Linked DNA regions of Homo sapiens: region 2 is linked to region 1. Evidence: chromatin contacts called from ENCODE Hi-C or POLR2A ChIA-PET data. All regions are on one chromosome and are shown on one strand. The core of a region is the stretch at or near the end of the contact, and the rest is flanking DNA. Distances in the headings are between cores, read along the strand shown. Region 1 has its middle 55 kb from the start of SYPL1. Region 2 overlaps LOC101927902 (a long non-coding RNA gene).

The links. Hi-C counts contacts between places; a loop is a spot of excess contacts on that map. ChIA-PET counts read pairs that join two places held with the same protein, here RNA polymerase II (POLR2A). Pooled maps may share reads with other maps.
Region 2: a map of OCI-LY7 shows a loop between it and region 1 (7-fold over the local background). The contact joins two enhancer-like sites. A Hi-C loop is called at or near these places in 3 of 168 maps with a recorded cell type or tissue (OCI-LY7, PC-9 and Ramos), 10 of 37 single-sample maps with no recorded cell type and 4 of 50 pooled maps. POLR2A ChIA-PET finds 5 or more read pairs at or near these places in 1 of 52 experiments (activated naive CD4-positive, alpha-beta T cell).

What each region holds. Positions count from the first base shown.
Region 1 is chr7:106,056,078-106,059,431 of GRCh38, reverse strand. No RefSeq gene overlaps it. Among named protein-coding and RNA genes, the nearest start is that of SYPL1, 55 kb to the left of the region's middle. RefSeq lists a silencer at 208-327 and enhancers at 668-767, 798-957, 641-1,192, 2,038-2,087, 2,598-2,647. Within about 2 kb of position 1,356, at least 17 of the 41 ENCODE cell types and tissues checked have a DNase peak (open chromatin) inside an H3K27ac peak, as active enhancers do; they include OCI-LY7, where a contact is called at or near this core.
Region 2 is chr7:104,943,886-104,947,417 of GRCh38, reverse strand. All of the region lies in intron 1 of LOC101927902 (a long non-coding RNA gene), which reads right to left. Among named protein-coding and RNA genes, the nearest start is that of LHFPL3-AS2, 19 kb to the right of the region's middle. RefSeq lists enhancers at 1,760-1,829, 2,062-2,356, 2,150-2,459, 2,770-2,819, 3,460-3,519. Within about 2 kb of position 2,242, at least 37 of the 41 ENCODE cell types and tissues checked have a DNase peak (open chromatin) inside an H3K27ac peak, as active enhancers do; they include OCI-LY7, where a contact is called at or near this core.

The DNA of each region.
Region 1 (3,354 bases), core at 107-2,606:
CTTAAATTTAACGTGGTTGAAATCATGAATCTTTCTTTTTTATGATTTGTGATTTTTTGGTGTGTTATTTTTAAGAAATTCTTCCTCACTCCAAGATCAAAGAGATATTCACTTCCATTTTCTGCTGGTCAGATATCCCACCCACAGGGATGCTGCTGTTGTTTGGGGACCTGTGCCCAAGGCAAGGATGGGCAGACCCCAAACCTGACATGCTGTCCCCAGATGCCAGGAGGACCACATGTCAGGGCCTGCACAACCTTAGGGTGCCTTTCCTGTAAACCAGCCCCCAGACGTCACTGGGTACAAGCTAGTGCTCCTAATCTACCCCCTACCCGTACTTCGGCCAACACAAAAGGTGCCAGTGAGCCTGAAGCCATAAGATCCATGTGGCAGATTTGAGGGCCCCAGATGCTGTATTCAACTGGGGGTACTCAAAATACTGTGATCAGCACAGATCTGTCTGCTCACCACATGCCAGGATCTGCCAGGGACCATCTCACAGCTAATGATAAATCCTCCTGTCAGGGCCACAAAGCAGGGCTTTGTGTCACTGTGTTAGCCCGCATCGTCCCAGGGCAGGGCTCCAGGCTGAGCTGGTCAGCCCAGGCCACTGCAGACAATGGAGCCACAGTGGGGCAGGGCTTGCAATGGAAGTCAGTATGGAGGATGGTGACAAGAAGCAAACACCCTGACAGCAGCCAGGCCCATGCACGCCTCCCCGAGGAGGGAGGACAGGGCGGGGCAGGCTCTGCAGAGTCAACGGGCAACTTGAATCTTGCAGCATCTGGCTAGCACCCAGGCAGGCTCCACAGATGCCCGCCTGGGCCTGATTTTCCTGTTCTCAGTCTCCCACGTCTGCCAGGAGGCCTTGATAAATATTCAATAGCTCTGGCCTCAGAGCCTGTGTCTGGAGGACATTCTTAGGCAGTGAACTGGAGACAAGCTGAGAGGAGGCCTTTAAAGGAGCCCCAAACCTCAGCCTCTCCTTTCTGCTCGGGGTTTGGTTTTAAAGAGTCCCAGGGGAGCCACCCACCTGCAGGCCTGACCCCCTGAGGTCGATACGCGGGTTCCCTGAGCCCAGCTCTCAGGGAAGAAAAAGGCAGAATTCAGGCTGCTAGAGCAGCCGGGATAAGAGAAGTGATGCTGGCAAATGTGGTATTTAATGGATATTTTAAAACACCAATAGCAAATACAGTCATTTCTGGGACTTTTTTTTAGAAGATGCTGAATTAAAAATTTGCATCTTCCCTCATTCTTGATCTCCTTCTGCAGTTCCACTTGAGCAACCCCACAGGCTCCAGTCTCACTTCTGCTCACACCCTCCACCTGCTGCCCACGCAGCTTCCTGTCCTGCCCCCACCGCGCCCCCTGCGCCGTCCCAGCTCACCTGTTGGCCATCAGACATCACTCACGACCCCTCCCTTTCACCAGACTGTGGCTCCCACCATTTTGATTATGAAGTTTCTCATTTAGCTCAAAATATCTGACAGACTCCCTGCCCCATTCATTATATTGGACACATAGAGTCGAATATATATTAAACTTCAATTAGATCAATTCTATATTAGACTTCTATAAAACATCCAGTGGGTGAGAAACTATATAATGATCAAAGTGACTGCAAATTCAGTAACCACATTGTGCAATCATATTTTACTTATCACAGAAACATCCAGGCACCTTTGAGAACCAACAGGACGTTCATGTGCAGAAGATGTGATTTCTTCAATCTAAAGACAGTGGAGAGAGGGGTGTGTGCGTGTGTGCACGGGTGCACGTATGCAAATTTGCTGGCCCCTCACAAAAGCTCTAGTTTCTGGAAGGAGAGCCCGAGTGTCCTCAGGCCCAGCGGTTCCAAGCATTACTGGGTGCCTCCACTGAGATAGCAAAGGACTCACAGGTCTCCAGGCACCTGGTAATAATGTGGAATTGGCCGGGGCTGCCTGTTGCTGAGGAAGTTCTTGTCAAGTCTGGCCTTGGTGGGAGCACCAGTGGTAGTCAGAGGTTCTTCACCTTTTTTGGGTCATAGACCCCTTGGAGTGAAAATGTTGGAGGTTTCTCCTGAAAAGCACACTGCAATTCAGGGGATCCCCTGGGTCCTGGAGTCCATGCATAGGCATCATGGACCCCACATGGAAACCTCCCTGATTGAGAGGTCTCGAAAGCTTTTCCAGTCCTAAGAGTACAGTTTCTAATTTGCTGGAGTCGGCTGGACTTTCATTCCCTGGCAGAGCCATTTTGGAGGATAAGAAGATGTGTCTTCTCTACCACCGCACATGCGGTCCACAGTGACTGAGGGGAGTGTCACGGTGCCACCTTGTGCTTCTGTCCTGAAACTGCACCTTCTCTGGGGCCCATGCTCAGGTCCACACTGCCCACCTCTCACTCCATGAGCCTCACTCCCTACCACTCTCCCACCTTCTTACTCTGACCAAGCCACATGGACTCCTGACGTCCCTGCCTTGGGGGCCTTTGCACTGACTGTTCCCCCTGCCTGAAGTCTGGGTTTAAAGCCGTATACACAAGTGCAGTTTGTACAGTCATATCATGAACCAAGAAAAAAAGCAAATGTTTATGAAGATGCCTTTATTTTCACTTGGCCTAAAGCGAGAAAGTATCACATGAGTATATAAAAGAATTTTTTAAATTTTGAGGCAGCTTTGAGGAGAGATTGAGGAAGATGAGAGGGTGTAGTAGTAAGCTCTCATTAAGTTTTGCTGCAATAACAAATAGCCTCAAAAATCTCAGTGGCTAGGCCGGGCGTGGTGTCTCATGCCTGTAATCCCAGCACTTTGGGAGGCTGGGATGGATGGATCACCTGAGGTCAGAAGTTCAAGACCAGCCTGGCCAACATAGTGAAACCCTATCTCTACTAAAAATACTAAATAAATTAGCCGGGTGTGGTGGCAGGCAGCTGTAATCCCAACTACTTGGGAGGCTGAGGCAAGGAGAATCACTTGAACCTGGGAGGTGGAGGTTGCTGAGATCATGCCACTGCACTCCAGCCTGGGCAACAGTATGAGACTGTTAAAAAAAAAAAAAAAAAAAAAAACTCAGTGGCTAACAGCAACAAAAGTATCCCTCAAATTGCTTCTTTATTTTTATTTATTATTTTTTTGAGATGGAGTCTTGCTCTGTCACCCAGGCTGGAGTACAGTGGTGCAATCTCAGCTCACTGCAACCTCCGTCTCCTGGGTTCAAGTGATTCTCCTGCCTCAGCCTCCCGAGTAGTTGGGATTACAGGTGGCCGCCACCACGCCCAGCTAATTTTTGTATTTTTAGTAGAGACAGGGTTTCATTATGTTGGCCAGGCTGGTCTCAAACTCCTGACCTACAGGTGTGTGCCACCGCACC
Region 2 (3,532 bases), core at 993-3,492, 1.1 Mb after region 1:
TTTTGTGCTGGACTCCCAAGTTCTTTTATAATAAACAATAGTCACCATTTATTAAATATTCACTAGGTTCCAGGCATCCAGGCTAAGCCCTTTACACTAAATCATGTAGTCTTCCCAATTATAAGTACCATCATGGTAGCCATTGTATAGAGGAGAACACTGAGGCTTAGAGAGGGTCAATAAAATTCCCGAGGTCACACATCTAATAAGAGCAGACATGATTAGAGAAGTCACATCAATAGAGGTACAGAAGTCTCTGGTATGATGAATAAGCTATAGCTCAAGTATTAATAGTAATCATTAACTTCTTTTTTCTTTTTTTTTTTTTTTTGAGATGGAGTCTCTGTTGCCCAGGCTGGAGTGCAGTGGCACAATCTTGGCTCACTGCAACCTCCACCCCCCAGGTTCAAGTGATTCTCCTGCCTCAGCCTCCAGAGAAGCTGGGATTACAGTGGCCACCACCATGCCCAGCTAATTTTTGTATTTTTAATAGAGATGGGTTTTTGCCATGTTGGTCAGGCTGGTCTCAAACTTCTGACCTCAGGTGATCCTCCCACCTCGGCCTCCCAAAGTGCTGGCATTACAGGCATGCATGAGCCACTGCGCTCGGCCTGTAATCACTAACTTCTATTGAGCATTTACTATTGTGCCAGGTACTAAGTGCTTTACGTATATTTATTAGAAGGGAAAAAGATTCTTCCTCATCCCTTACATTTCCTTCCATGTGGAAGAAGCTTCTCTGGCATGAGATTTCTGACCTGTCTCCCTGCTCTTTGACTCATTCCTGCCCAGGAGGGTGGTGGTGGTGGTGAAGAGGGTGGTACAGGAAGAGGAGCAACTTCTCAATGGAGACGCTGGGGAGGAACTGGAGATGCATAGCTCAGCCCATCTCTGTCCTCTTGGCAGCCATCCTCCTCCAGAGCATGCTTTGGGCTCTGCTCTCCCAGGCTCCACTGTTTACAGGGACAGTTTCCAACTGGGGGGCATGCCCCAGCCTGCGTGGGTACCCTGCCTAATTCTGGCATTCACTTACCCACAAATGTAAACCATGGACTCCTATATAAAATGTATCAGTGATAAAGTTGATGTTTTGATCCCATTTGCTTTTTTTTTTTTTTTTTTTTTGAGATGAAGTCTCGTTCTGTCACCCAGGCTGGAATGCAGTGGGGTGATCTCGGCTCACTGCAACCTCCACTTCCTGGGTTCAAGTGATTCTACTGCCTCAGCCTTCCGAGTAGCTGGGATTACAGGTGTGTACTACCACACCCAGATAATTTTTGTATTTTCAGTAGAGACAGGGTTTCTCCATGTTGGCCAGGCTGGTCTTGAATTCCTGACCTCAAGTGATCTGCTTGCCTTGGCCTCCTAAAGTGCTGGGATTACAGGAGAGAGCCACTGCTCCTGGCCAATCCCATTTGTTTTTATTTCTCCTTGCCCAGCTCTTAATTACTCAGAACTTGGGAAGGGAAGAGAGGTTTCCTCTATTATAGTCTCTCAAATCTCCAAACTATTAACTCATTTAATCCTAACAAAAATTCCATTAGAGGACAGGGAGCAATGGCTCATGCCTGTAATCCTAGCACTTGAGAGGTGCAGTTGGGAGGATCTCTTGAGGCCAGGAGTTCAAGACCATCCTGGGCAACATAGTGAGACCCTGTCTCTACCAAAAATTAAAAGAAAAAAAGAATTCCATTAGAAAAGTACTCTTATTATCCTCTCAGATGAGGAAACTGAGCATTTGGCCTTTTGGTTGAAATACAAATATTTGCTCTCAGTCCAGGATCAGATGAAATTAAAGCATATAAGAGTGTTTGCAAACTGTTAAAGCTATGTATACAGAAGGCAATGAGGGTGGTGGTTCTGGCTTTCACACCCACTGGCAGTAGGACTCTGAGCAAGTACTTTCCGGACTTTAGTTCCTTTATCAGGAAAGTGAGGGGTGGGAGAGGCTGATCTGTGCAGATCCTTCCTGTTCTAACGCCTGTGACCACGAATCAGTGATGACTAGCCATTGACTGTTTTCTCCTGGCTTCCTCTGCGTCATTGAGGACTTTTGGATGCTGACTTTTCCCGATTGAGCTAGGCCCAGTCCCTGGGGAACACAGGCCACCTGAAACTCCCCCTCGTTGAATGGGCTGGGCTCAGTCATCTGAGGTTTGCTGCTCGGTTGCCTTTGGTTGCTGCAGCAACATAACACACGCCCACACTTCCGTTTCTGAGAGTGCGATGAAGGCTGATCTCCTCCTGTCGGCCACAGGGGCTCTCCCAGGCCCTGCCGCTCACAGTACTTCCTGGCTTCCTCACAAGGCCACCCGAGGGGAGGGGAAAGAAACCCACTAGTCATTCCTCGGGGGTTGTGGGAGTTGAAGTGAATACTTCCCCGGAAAAAAAAAAAAAAGGCACATCTCCATCAGGTCAGCACTGAGGGGCTAAAATCTCAAGAGATTCAGACTCAGTATTAAGAGACTGATTTGGCTGGGCGCAGTGGCTCATGCCTGTAATCCCAACACTTTGGGACGCCGAGGCGGGCGGATCGCCTGAGGTCAGGAGTTTGAGACCAGCCTGGGCAACATGGTGAAACTCCGTCTCTACTAAAAATACAAAAAATTAGCTGGGTGTAGTGGCAGGCACCTGTGATCCCAGCTACTCGGGAGGCTGAGGCAGGAGAACTCCTTGAACCCGGGAGGTGGAGGTTGCCGTGAGCCAAGATAGTGCCACTGCACTCCAGCCTGGGCGACAGAGTGAGACTCTGTCTCAAAAAAAATAAAATAAAATAAAGACTGATTTAGAACAGTGTTTGTGAACAGGATTTCTGCTTGCTGACGCCGTTGGAAGAGCCTGTGTTTTTGAAATGATTGACGTCATGAAATCTAGTTTGGTCACCAGGATATGGGGTTGACAAAGACCTTGTGGCAGGCCTTTACTATAAGTTTCATCTAATTCTGAAATTCAGTGCTTTCACACCGGAAGTGAGCAAAATAACAAAGAACAGAAAGTGGAAAAAACATTCTGACCTAGTGGAAACTATCTTTTGCCCACCTGCATTCCTGCAAAATAGCAGTCAAATTAGCCCAGATATCTACCTTTGAGGGGGTCCCCAGATGGTGTATCTCCCAAAGGGATTTTGTCGATGAATTTAACGCCCCAGTTATTCAGAAGAGAGTTCTAAAGGCATTATTAGAGGAACCTGAGGTTGTTTCTCTCTGCCTCCATAACAAAATAGCTCACTCTTTTGCACACCTGAATAAAGAAACTACACTGGGATCAGGAAATAAGGGCAGAGCCAGGGCAAATTCCGAACCAATGCAAGAAAACCTTTAAATGCAATTGCCCGGATAGTTCTCCCATTGAGAGGAACAGGATGTGTGCTGGCTTTAGCCAAGAGGAATGGGCTAGATAAGATGAGCATAGATTTTGAACATGCAAAAGGGTGAGGTGACCAGAGGGAAAAGGCGAGCAGCCAGGATAAGAAGACTCCTCTGTCCTTCTGACCCTTGCCCTCACAGGACCTGCTCCTACCAGCAACCAGCAG